Linked DNA regions of Homo sapiens: region 1 is linked to region 2. The links are chromatin contacts, found by Hi-C or POLR2A ChIA-PET in ENCODE. All regions are on one chromosome and are shown on one strand. The core of a region is the stretch at or near the end of the contact, and the rest is flanking DNA. Distances in the headings are between cores, read along the strand shown. Region 1 holds the start of TPBGL (trophoblast glycoprotein like). Region 2 overlaps ARRB1 (arrestin beta 1).

Evidence for each region. Hi-C counts contacts between places; a loop is a spot of excess contacts on that map. ChIA-PET counts read pairs that join two places held with the same protein, here RNA polymerase II (POLR2A). Pooled maps may share reads with other maps.
Region 1: a map of naive thymus-derived CD4-positive, alpha-beta T cell shows a loop between it and region 2 (6-fold over the local background). The contact joins the promoter of TPBGL here to the enhancer-like site in region 2. A Hi-C loop is called at or near these places in 2 of 168 maps with a recorded cell type or tissue (CD4-positive, alpha-beta memory T cell and naive thymus-derived CD4-positive, alpha-beta T cell) and 5 of 50 pooled maps. POLR2A ChIA-PET finds 5 or more read pairs at or near these places in 10 of 52 experiments (CD4-positive, alpha-beta T cell, CD4-positive, alpha-beta memory T cell, CD8-positive, alpha-beta T cell and 7 more).

What each region holds. Positions count from the first base shown.
Region 1 is chr11:75,238,372-75,244,360 of GRCh38, reverse strand. TPBGL (trophoblast glycoprotein like) reads right to left here and starts at 3,587. Exons shown (of 1, transcript NM_001195528.2): 1 at 657-3,587. The coding sequence starts at 3,311. The coding sequence ends at 2,163. LOC124902717 (a long non-coding RNA gene) reads left to right here and starts at 4,491. Exons shown (of 2, transcript XR_007062783.1): 1 at 4,491-4,715. RefSeq lists silencers at 2,222-2,301, 2,432-2,681.
Region 2 is chr11:75,271,704-75,277,777 of GRCh38, reverse strand. ARRB1 (arrestin beta 1) reads left to right here. Exons shown (of 16, transcript NM_004041.5): 9 at 330-414; 10 at 867-939; 11 at 3,567-3,704; 12 at 4,800-4,883; 13 at 6,054-6,074. Among named protein-coding and RNA genes, the nearest start is that of TPBGL, 34 kb to the right of the region's middle. RefSeq lists an enhancer at 4,718-5,219. Within about 2 kb of position 2,022, at least 13 of the 41 ENCODE cell types and tissues checked have a DNase peak (open chromatin) inside an H3K27ac peak, as active enhancers do; they include CD4-positive, alpha-beta T cell and CD8-positive, alpha-beta T cell, where a contact is called at or near this core.

The DNA of each region.
Region 1 (5,989 bases), core at 2,338-4,837, 35 kb after region 2:
TGACCCTGAATGCAAAACAATCCAGCCTGGGGACCTGGAGGCCCTCCTGGCCCTCCGGTCCCCTGGCTTCACATATCTCAAGGAGTCATTTCATCCACACTCCCCACACGCAGCCTCTCACATACCCAACACGCAGGTCTTACCCTCTGGCCAGGAGAGTGTGAAGTGACACAGGACATAAAGGAGTATCAGATAATAATTCATTAGAGGGGATGATCCCAAAGCAGCAAACAATCCCTCTTTCCTGTCTGAATTAACTCCTCATTCTCTGTAGCTGGATTTCCTCCCGGATGGTCTTGGCTGAGGCTAATGTTTCTTAGTCTAACTCCATCCCCATCCTGAAGATGAGGAACGGGAGGGAAGAGGATGTAGAGGAAGTGTCGAATCCCACTTTGGCTGTGCATAACCCCTCCTCCGATGATAGAAAGCAGGCTGGCTTGGGGAACAATGTCATCCCAATGGGAAGTCCCTCCATGTATCTAACCTTAATCCTGCTATGTGCAATCAGAACCCATTTCTCCTCCCACAGTCTGGGAGAACGCATCAAGGGTCACTGCCCCACCAAAAAGAAGTCCAAAATGCCCTCCCAAGAGTCCCCTCCCACCCCCATCAGTACTCCAAGGTCAGCAGGAATGATACGGCACCACTAACAAGAGTAGAGTATCTGAGATTATTGCAGACTTTATAGAAAACTGCTCAAGGGAGATCCAGATTTTCTGGGTATGGGGAGGGCAGGCAGGCCTCAAGCCAATATATTAAAGGAAGGTGACTTCCTGTGTGCAGACGCAGCACAGGCCAGCCATTCTGCCTGATCTAGAGGGTGGGGAGTCAGGGAGAGGGGGTCCTCTCCCCCACTCACCAATTGTGCTTTGGGATCATGGAGAAGGCAAGGTGCTGAGCTTCTGACCCTGAACCAGGAGGGCTTGTGCCTGAGGCAGGAGGAAAGACCTACTTCTCTTTCAGAAGATACACGGGGTGAGGTGGTGGTGGTAGCGGTGGTGGCAAGGAATCCCCAAGGGCGAAGAGCCACAGGGGTGGGAGAGAGCATAGAGAAATCGAAGGGCAGCAACTTCCAGCCCTTCAGACCCCACTTCCTGCCCCTCTCTGAGGCCACGATGCCCCACTATCCCTTTCACACACCCAAGACTCTCTCCTTCCCTACAAGGATCTGCCAGTATGCACTAGGGGTGCATGGCACCTGCACCTATCCGGCAGGACTGAAGAGCTCGTCCTGGGACGAAAAGGGGATGAGGACATCCCAGGGACGGATTCCTCACTGGACCTTGACTAGTGAATGGCAGGGGTGGGTGCTGAGTGCCAGCATTGGGTATGGGGGGGGGGTCAAGAGCCAAAGGCTTGGGCAGGAGGACGAAAGTCAGATCGGGGTGAAGAGCTGAGAGTCTGAGACTGGGGACCAGCACTGAGTATCGGGAGGTCAGCGCCCTGGTGGGAAAGGCTGAGAGTTGGCTCCACACTAAGGCTAGATGGGCTGTGCTTGTCCCTGGGATGGGAGGGACAGACTAGGAGCTGAGCCCCATGCCTGAGCCGAGGAAGGGAAGGGCCTGAGCCAGAGGCGGGGGTGGGTGAAGGGGGGGCAGGGGTATGAAATATATTCTTAGATGAGGGGAGGGTGCCCAATCCTCAGAGCCCCAGGGTTGGGCCTCCATGCAGGATGGAGGGCTCTGAGCTCTGGGATGGGACAAAGGGCTCAAAATCCACAAAACCATTCTGATGGGGGTGCTGTGCTTCGAGTCCAGAATGGGATGGAAGGGCCCTCAAGCCCCGGAGGGGACTGAGGGCTCCGAGCTGGCGAGGGAGGTCAGTGCAGTCTCGGGTGTCGGAGCTCCAAGCACAGGGTGCTGGGGGCAAGTCTCAGAGCTTTGGCCTTGAAGGACAGATTCTCTGTGTGAGCTCCGAGACGGGGAACGGACTTTCAGTGGTTCAGGAGGGAGGTTTCGGAAACTAGGGTGGGCAGGCGGGGTTTCTGGATTCGGACCGGCTATCTCTGGGTCTTTGACGGTGGGAGCTCTCGGAGGCGGGAACGAGAGGGTACGGCTTAGCGCCTCCGAGTCAGGGGAAGGTCTCAGAGCTCGGGGCTCGCGGGTGTCTCATCTCCACGGCTTCGGGCCAGGCAAGGGAAGCCCCGAGCCCGGGGGCGCCGCTCAGAGCCCCGAGCCCGGGGAGGTGGCGCGGGAGCCCGCGGGCGCGGCGGGCGCGGGCGCGCGGCGCGGGTCGGCGTCCTGCTCGTAGCGGTAGTGGTAGCCCTCCATCTGGTCCCGGCACGCCTCGCGCAGGTTGCGCATCCAGCGCTGGATGCCGCGGCGGTTTAGGTAGAGCACCATGAGGAAGATGAGGCCGATGAGTGCCAGCACCAGCCCGAAGAACACGTAGGAGGCTTCCAGCTCCGGGCCGGCGGCCTCCGCCTCCTCTCCGCGAGCGTCGGCGCCGCTGTCCGCGCAGCGAAGCCGCGCCCCGTCCAGGTCCAGTAGCGGCCGGTCTAGCAGCGCCCGCGGGGCGGCGCAGCGCAGGCGCCGCGAGTCGGGCACGCGCTCCGTGGCGTTGCGCAGCCAGGCCAGCAGGGGGCGTGCGGCACAGCCGCAGCGCAGGGGGTTGTCGGCGAGCAGCAGGCGCGGCCCGGGGAGGCCGCCATCGCGCTCCAGCGCGCGCAGCTCGTCGGGGTCCAGGCCGGCCAGCGCGTTGAGGCGCACGTCCAGCTGCTCCAGGCGCGCCAGGCGCAGGGCGGCTGGCGGCAGACGGCTCAGCGCGTTGCCCGCTAGGCCCAGCAGGCGAAGCTCGGCCAGCGGTGCCAGCGCAGCGTCCAGCGCGGCCAGCAGCGCGGGGCCGCCGCGCACCAGCGCGTGGTTGAGCTGCAGCGAGCGCAGCGCGGGCAGCCCGCGGAAGGCGCCGCCGCCCAGGGCGCGCAGCGGGTTGTGGCTGAGGTCGAGCGCCGCCAGGCTGGGCAGCCCGTCGAAGGCGCCGTCCTCCACCACCTCGATGTGGTTGTGCGTGAGGCGCAGCGCGCTCAGGAGCGGCAGGCGCACGCCCGCCGCCTGGTCGCCGTCCCCGTCCCCGCCGGCGAAGGCGGCCGCGCGCAGCACCGTCAGGTTGGCGCCTACGATGGTGAGGTTGCGCGCGTCGGGCGGCACGTCCCGCGGAGGCTGGCGGAGCTCGGCTCCCGACGCGCAGCGCAGCAGCAGCTTGGGGCCGCCGAAGCAGTAGCACTGGAAGGGGCAGGGTGCCGCGGGCTGGCTCAGCGCCGCCGCCACGAGCAGCAGCCCCTGGAGCCCCGGCTGTCCCGCGCGCGGGGCCATCGCGGCCGCCCCCGCATCCAGCGCCCGGGCCGCCGCGCTCACCAGTGAGTTGGGAGCGCCTGGTGGGGGGCACGGGTGGGGCGAGTCCTTGACCCGGAGCGGCTGGCAGTCCCGGTCGGTCCGTTCGCTGTCTCGAAAGTCTGAGGAGCCGCACTTACTGGCTGACTGGCCGGGGGCAAGAGGGGTCAGACGGGGAGCGGAGCCCCCCGCCCCCGGTGCCCTCGCCCTGCGCGCCGGCCTCCGGCTTCCGCGGCCGCTCCGGGCTCCGAGCCGAGTGGGCAGGGTTTGCCTCCCCCCTCCCCGCCTCCCGGTCTCGTCCTCCGCCCCCAGCGGAGTCTCCGCGCCCTCCTCGCCGTGGGAGGCGGGGTGGGAGGCTCCCGAGAATCAGGGCTGTCGGCTGCTGCGCTTTCTCTTCATCCTCTCCGCCCCCGCCCCTCCGGGCTGCCGAGAAGTTTGGCTCCTGGAGGCTCCGACTTGGTTTTCCTCCTCCTCCACCCCCAACATTTAAGCTGGGTCCTTCCTCCTCCTTCTCCAGCACGTGTGGGGCGGGGCCCGACTGCGGAGAGCAGGCAGGTGGGTCACCACCAGGGAGAATTCGGGGGTTGGGGAGGACTTTAGAGCTGCTCCTACTACCGGAGGAAGGGATGAGGGGTGGGCTGAGAAAGTTACTCATTTTCCGGCCTCTTCCTAAGGCAGAGAGACTGGAAAATCCCCAGTCTCTGCTTCCTCCTCTGCGACCCTAGTTCCATTAGACCTGGCTGTGTCACCACCCCTGCAGGTCCTATGGGACCAGCTTTTTCTCCATCCCATCCCATCCCATTCTCAGGAGAAGTCTGTGGCACCCGCTCCCCTCCCACCCACCAACTCTGGCTGCTCTGCCTCTGCCAGGAGTTCCCCCGTGTGGTTTCCTCCACCGGGCTGGGCTTCTCTGCCAAGCACTGTCCTAGGCACAGAGACCCGGGGGTGTAGTGATTCTGCTCTTTGCTTTCACTCCCTGCCCCCAAACCTCTTAAGACTCCTGGGGTTCCGTTGGACACTGTCAACTAGTCCCTCCAGGCTTCTCCGCCTGTGAGTGGGGTTTGGGGCACCAGAGGTTGGGAGAGCAGGAGCAGATTTTGCAGCATGGAGTTGGGGGTCTCAGAAGGGGCCAGGGCTGAGGGTGGGGGGGCTGAGCTGTTTACAGATTTGTTTTGTTCTGGATTTTTTTTCCCCCAGAACTGGGAAGCTCTAAACCTGATTTAAAGAGACAGGCTCCTGAGAAGGGAGGATTCCTGGCCTTAGCATGAATTATTCAGGCTGGAGAGGCTGACACTTGATCCGCAGGCCATTCGGGTATCAGCAGAGCTGGTTGGAATAGAGGCTCCCCACCTCCTCCCAAGAATCAGTCTCTTTCTCCTGAATTGGGTACGGTTGTTATGTTGACTCCTTCCCTGAGGTTATATTTAACAGATCGACCAAAGGATCAATACCACTTAAGGAGAAGAGGCAGACCCTGCAGTGGCCTGGGTCTTGGGCAAGGACCAACATTAAGGAACAGAGCTGGTGATGATGGGGGTCTCCCAGCTCTCCCCTCCTCCAAGCCCCTCTCTCTTCCCTACCCCCTGTCTTAACTCTCCCAGGTATGAGAGCTCAGATGTGTCTCATGCAAGTCCATGCAGACTCATTCATATGTGGACATAGGATCGTAGGTTTGAGTGCGTCCTGGCATGTGTCCATAAATTCATAAAGACATACATATTTGAATATGCACACTTCTGAGCCCATGCAGGTTCGTGGATACATTCTCAGAGGGCAAGCTTACAGGCCCATGCTTAAGCCATGCCAAGCATAGGGACCCAGCGATTGGCTAGCACAGTCAGACCCTACTCCTCCTGCCCTGCACCATGCCCTTGGTCTGTGGAGGTAACAGGCTGGTGATGTCTTTTCTCACATGGGCACACGTGCTCAAGTAGATGCCACTGGGGCTGGGCCCCCAGCTATAGCCCTCCCCTAAACCCCGGCCCACACAGCAACATGCCCCAGCTCTGACATCTCCCCTGGTAGGAGGCACTAGGTCGTTTTCACTTTTCTGTTTCCAGTATAGAGACTATCTCAGGAGAGTGTGTGGTGCAAATGACAGACTGAATGAACAGAAGTCTCTGTTTCCTTGTCTGCTTCCAGGCCCTGAGGAATCAGACCACTACCAAGGCTGGAACTCCTTCCCCAGGCCCCGGTGGTGGCTGGCCTCAGATTGGCTGATGCCCCCCTCCCCTGCTGCCCCCCAGGAAAGGAGCTGCAGGACCACAGGCAGCCTTGATTGGGGGGGTGCTCAACACCTCATTTGGGGAAATGAGGCCTGGAGAGAATTTAGAATCATCAGGTGCCAGAGAATAAGGCAAATGTCGTCTGTTTTGCACAAATGGGGAAATAGGCCAGAGGGGCCCCAAGGCCCCTGTCAAGTTTTCAGAGTTTAGCCTAGAAACCTGACCCCAGGGTCCTTGCCCAGGACTCTGTCCAAGATGGTGGGCTGCATCTGAGAGGGTCCTGCACCACAAGGAATGCTTATCCTGACCCCAAGAAGCTGAGGCTGGGAATGGATGCCATGGTTGATCTGGTGTGACCTCAGGCCTTTCTCAATCTTGGGCTGTCACCTTCCTCTTCTATAAGGTAGATAGGCTTTAAATTCCTGTTCTTCCTAT
Region 2 (6,074 bases), core at 773-3,272:
TCTTTCAAGGGTCCCACCAGGGAACTGAAGGCTAATGTGCTTGGTGGCTTTCATGCCACCTTAGCAGCAGTGGGAAGTGGCTGATGAACTTGGGGCAAATGTCACAATGCCTTGGGGGATTCGGAGAAGCCTCTTGGGCCTAAAGGAGTGGCAGAGGGGGCATGAACCTGAGGGATGTGATGGACTTCAGATGGGAGCAGCAGACCCTTCTGAAGGTCTGCGCAAGGTCTGGGGAACCCCAGAAGATCGCGTGGGGGCTTTTCTCCCTCCCCTTTCCCTAGAACCTTGCTGTCCTCCCAGCCAACCCCGTCCCTTCTTATGCCCCCCAGATCTATTACCATGGAGAACCCATCAGCGTCAACGTCCACGTCACCAACAACACCAACAAGACGGTGAAGAAGATCAAGATCTCAGGTATCCCAGACAGAGGGTCAGCTTAGGGGACAGCGAGAGGCAATCTTCCCAAGGGCTGGGGGTGGCTGAAGTATCTCCCCTTGTTAACAGCCTTGTATAAAAAATAGCCACTGAAGCCCAGGGCCTGCTCTGAGCCACAGGGCAAAGCTTTTGAGTTGGGTAAGGCAGGCTGCTTATTGGCTAGGTAATGAGTTTGCTCTTTAAGCCACCTCTTCAGTTTCTTGGGTTCTGGACAAAGCTGTCCTTGAGGGGAAGGCTTTGGTTATGGAAGGAAATGGGTGTGTTTGGGGCTACCCTTTGGATGTAAGACAGGGGTGGTCTTATGCAGAAGTCCCCACTGGTGGCCTCTGGCCATTGCCTGGGGCTGAATATCCCCAACCCGGGGACGCCTGTGAGACTCCATGGGAGCTACATTCCCGACTCACTCCACCTTGATTCCTCTCCCTCCCTAGTGCGCCAGTATGCAGACATCTGCCTTTTCAACACAGCTCAGTACAAGTGCCCTGTTGCCATGGAAGAGGCTGAGTAAGTGGGCACAAGTCTGGCCTTGGGCGTATGGGATTGGGTGGGAAAAAGAGAAGCTCTAGGTGTCCTGTTACAGGTCCAGGTGGCTCTTCTCCACCTGGCAGAGGGCTGGGCCTCAGACTTCCTTGCCACTCAGAGTAGATGATCCCGAAGAGCCTTTTAGAAACCATCCACCTGATTTAGCTTCAAGAAAATGCATGCTACAGTCAAGGAAGAGACCCACTAAAACTAGAGTGACAAAACAATAGCTAATGAATGTAAGGGGATTGGGGTTGTGAGAAGAAATAATTACGTTGTACAAGAAACCTAGGTTGAAGGGAAATACTTTGTTCTTGGCTTCCTGGTAGCCAGGGCAAAGTGGGTAAGGCACTAGGTACACAGCTCTTGTCTGATAAAGGGGTAATCCAACTCATTGGGAAAAAGGGGTTGTGTGTGGGAGTGCAGAGAATAATTACACACAAAAAAATCATCTAGGTTTGAGGAGAACTGCTATGGTTGAGCATGGATCGAACTTTGTCCCAGGCTTGTTGGCAGCTAAGGCAAGTGGAGAGATCTGAAGTGAAACATCTTTACTTACCTAAAGGAAGTAAATGCTCCCATTCAAAGACATACACATTTTTTTTTCCTGGCCCTGCAAGTAATTTCTTGGGGCAATTATACCTGATATAATTTTACATGTATATGTGTATTTGTTTATGTATAATTCCAATCAGTATTTCTTGCAACTGAAAATATTTTTAAAATGTTACTACATGGCCTTTGAAATAGTTTTTAATGTCCTATAGGTGAACATGCTATGATTAGATCAAGCTTTCTCTGGTTACTGGATATTTTTCATATCCACTGTTGATTTTTTCAAAAAAATCAGAGCTATGAGGCATAGATTCCTGATGGTAAAGTGAAGTGATCTAGAACCAGAGTAACATATAATCCCTAAAGAGTAGAAAATCCCAACCACTGCAGATGGTGCCAGCGTCTGCATAACGAATACCAGCAGGGATGGCTGGGGAGGCATTTGCACTCACAGACTTGTTTACTTCTCAGGAAGCGCTGTGGGGCTGGGGTTGCTGCTGCCCCAGTATGTAGAGGAGGAAGTGGCTCAGAGAGATGTGACTTGCAAGTTAGCAAGCAGCAAAGCTGGGGCTGGAACACGGTCGTCCGACTCCAAGGCTTGTTCACTATCTGCTGCATGACAGCTCTCTCATTGGAAAGGATGGGGGATAGAGCAAAAGCAAGTAAAAATTGGACAATCAAAACACCCTATATATGATGGATGTGATCAAGCAAGTAAAGTTTTAATTGTTGAGCCTAGATGGTGGGTATATGGGTGCCCAAATAGCTTCATTTATGGTTTATGTGTAGCTATAATTTTTTCTTTTTAAAATGTGTTTAGAGACAGGGCTGGTGCTCACGCCTATAATCCCAGCACTTGGGGAGGCTGAGGCAGGCAGATCACTTGAGGTCAGGAGTTTGAGACCATCCTGGCCAACATGGCAAAACCTCATCTCTACTAAAAATACAAAAATTAGTCGGGCATGGTGGCGCGCCCCTGTGATCCCAGCTACTTGGGAGGCTGAGGTAGGAGAACTGCTTCAACCTGGGAGGTGGAGGTTCCAGTGAGCCAGGATCGCACTACTGTACTCTAGCCTGGGCGACAGAGCAAGACTCTGTCTCAAAAAAATAAAATAAAATAAAATAAAATAAAATAAAATAAATTTAAATTAAATTTGTTTAGAGACAGAGTTTCACTCTGTTGCCCAGGCTGGAGTGCAGTGGTATGATCATGGCTCACTACAGCCAGCCTCGAACTCCTGGGCTCAAGTGATCCTCCTGCCTCAGCCTCCCAAGTAGCTAGGACTACAGGTGTGCACCACCATATCAGGCTAATGTTTAAAATTTTTTGTAGCGATGGGGTCTTGCTATGTTGCCCAGGCTGGTCTCAAACTCCTAGCCTCAAGCAATCCTCCTGTCAGCCTCTCAAGTTGCTGGGATTACAGGCATGAGCAACTGTGCCTGCTGTGGCTGTACTTTTTTTTTTTTTTTTTTTGAGATGGAGTCTTGCTCTGTCACCCAGGCTGGAGTGCAGTGGAGCAATCTCGGCTCACTGTAAGCTCCACCTCCCAGGTTCATGCCATTCTCCTGGCTCAGCCTCCTGAGTAGCTGGAACTACAGGCGTCCACCACCATGCCCGGCTAATTTTTTTGTATTTTTAGTAGAGACGGGGTTTCACCTTGTTAGCCAGGATGGTCTCCAACTCCTGACCTCGTGATCTACCCGCCTCGGCCTCCCAAAATGCTGGGATTACAGGCGTGAGCCACTGCACCCGGCTGGCTGTAATTCTTTAAATAAATGTGCTTTTTAGCACTGTGCTGCTTGACTAGGATAATCTTTTAGAATATCCGAGATTCAGTCCTGTTTGTGCGTAGAATGTAGATGTGCCTCTTTTGAGTGGCAGTGGTCTCCTTGCCCGAGCTGGGCTGGCCCAAGTGGTCCGTGTGTCTGGGGGACAGAGGTTGGGAGAGGGAGACTTGGAGCAGGCTCAGACTAGATATTCTGCTGGGCTGGAGATCAGGGCTGGGGTTGGCTCTGGGGAGGGCCATCTCCACAGCTGCTTCCTTTCTTCCCAGTGACACTGTGGCACCCAGCTCGACGTTCTGCAAGGTCTACACACTGACCCCCTTCCTAGCCAATAACCGAGAGAAGCGGGGCCTCGCCTTGGACGGGAAGCTCAAGCACGAAGACACGAACTTGGCCTCTAGCACCCTGTGAGGACCTGCCCTCCTAGCCCTGGGCTCCTAGTGCATCTTGCCTGATGGGGCCACACCCTCCTTGGTCCCCCCAGTTCAAAGACAAGGCTCAGGCTACCCTCTCCATAGCCTTGTCAGGGCCTGTCCTCAGGTGCTTGACTTGTCAGGGAAGCTGCCTCCTTACTCCCAACCCTACCCAGGGGTGACTGAGAGAATAAGATGGACCACTAGGCCAGCTCACTCAGGCAGTGCTGGGCTCTGCTACCATGCCTGGGGGAGGGCAACCTGGGAAGGCTTCCTGCAAGAGGTGGCAGCTTCTGACGTAATGCCTTCAGTCAGATGGGGTGTCCCTGAGGAGAGACCAGGGTGGTGAGCTGGGTTAGACCCAACATGGGGTGCCCCTCCAAGTCAGGGGTCCCAGGGCATCTGGTCACTCCTGCTGCACAGTCATCGTGGACGCCTCTAGGCTACTCTGCTCCAGCAGAGCCCTGGCTATGGGGATGCCATCTTGCCCTCTTGCCAGTGTGGTCCTTCAGTGGGGCTTTGGCCTACGTCTAGAGCAGCCGCCACTCCCAGCACAGACTCAGCTCTCTTCAGCAGCCCCTGCACAGCCTCCCACTTACCTGAAGCTTTTTGCCCTGTCTCCACCCTGGCTCACACCCTACCCATCTTCAAGACCCAGCTGAAGCACCACCTCTGCGGAGAAGTCCTTCTCTGATGGCCCCCACCCCACCCCACCCCAGCTGCCTCGCCCTCTGTGAACTCCCCGTGTGGCCCTTTCTGCCCATGGGTTGCTGAGAGAAGCAGAATCCATCTGAGGGGAGGAGGAGCCTGGCCCTCATGGCGGGGACGCTGGCCTGGGCAGGGAGAGGGGCTCAGCAGGGCCACACAGTGAGCGAGTCTCACAGTCAGACTTGGAACCGGGGCTCTGGGTCCCTGCTACCTAAGGGCACTGCTCGCCTTCCTCATCTCCACTGGGCTCTATTGGACATGGTAGCTGAGTGGCTAGCCAGATGGGGGATGGACGGCCACTGCCCCCCAGCATACCCACCCCTGAGGTGTCTCGCCCACCTGGCAAGGCCCCTGAACTGGCTCCCCTGTGTCACTTTGCAGGTTGAGGGAAGGTGCCAACCGTGAGATCCTGGGGATCATTGTTTCCTACAAAGTGAAAGTGAAGCTGGTGGTGTCTCGGGGCGGGTGAGTGCTCCAGCCAAGCCCAAGACCCCGGAGTGCAGAGGGGAGCGTCCCAGGTGCCCACAGGCCCCTGCCCCATTCTGCCTGTTTGCAGCCCTTTTAGCTGCATCCACCTTGGAGGAGGAACCTCCTGTCCCTTCTTTTCCTCCCTTCTGTTCCTCTTTCTCCCCCGCCCGCTTTCCCTCTCTTCCTTCCTTGGCCCTCAGCCCCTCTCTTACCCCCACCCATCTCTTTCTCTCTCTCCTCCTCCTCTATCCTAGGTCTGGGCTCGCACTGAGGATTGGCCATGCCCAGGGGACGGCGTCCTCAGAGTCTTTGCTGTGGGGTCCCCAGGGGTGCCATCTCCTTATCACACTTTGGGCATAGCACCCACCCCCATGCATGCCCAAGCTGATTTTCTGAGGAAACAGCTAAAAGGGCTCAGAACCCAGAGCTGGATTGGGGATTTGCTAGTCAGCTTTCCCATTTTACAGATGGTGAAACAGAGGCCCAGACAGTGCCCCAAACATTGCCTGAAATCTCCTCTCCTAACTCAGGTCATAGTGGTGGACCAGACTGCCCTGCCCTGGAGCATAGTTTGGTGGAAGCTCAGGGAGAAAAACAAACAAACAAACTACTGTGTTTCTTTTTTGTAACTTAATTCATAAATTTCTATGAAAAGATTGAAAAGCTAAATCCCATTAGACATTGGGTCTCCTTGATTATTAGAAGAATGCCTCTTGGCAGGTGGCAGTATGTAATCCTGACCTTATATAATAGGACATCTCAAAATTACAAATCCCAAATCCTGTGTCTGGTGACCTTTCAGGACCCACAGTCCCTCAAACATTCTTGGCAACCCCGGAGTCCTTCCCTCTGCCTTTAGATAGTCCGGCCTCCCTTGGGACAGGCAGCACTGGGGTTAATTTTTACACTGCCTTGACAGATGAGGATCCTGGGGCTCAGGGGTTTGCTGAGCTGGGTCTGGATCCCAGTCCCTCGGGGCAGGGCTAATGCCATTTCGGTGTATCCCTGAAAGAGCAGTCAGGGCTGTGCAGGGGGGTGGGTGGGAGTGTGTCCCGTGGGTCTTCTCTATCCGGGGGACAGCAGAAGTGGTGAATGAATGTGCTTTTTGTTTTCTTCCTCTCTGAACTCTCTCCTGACCACTTCTCCTGCCTCCTCTGACCCACCCAGCCTGTTGGGAGATCTTGCATC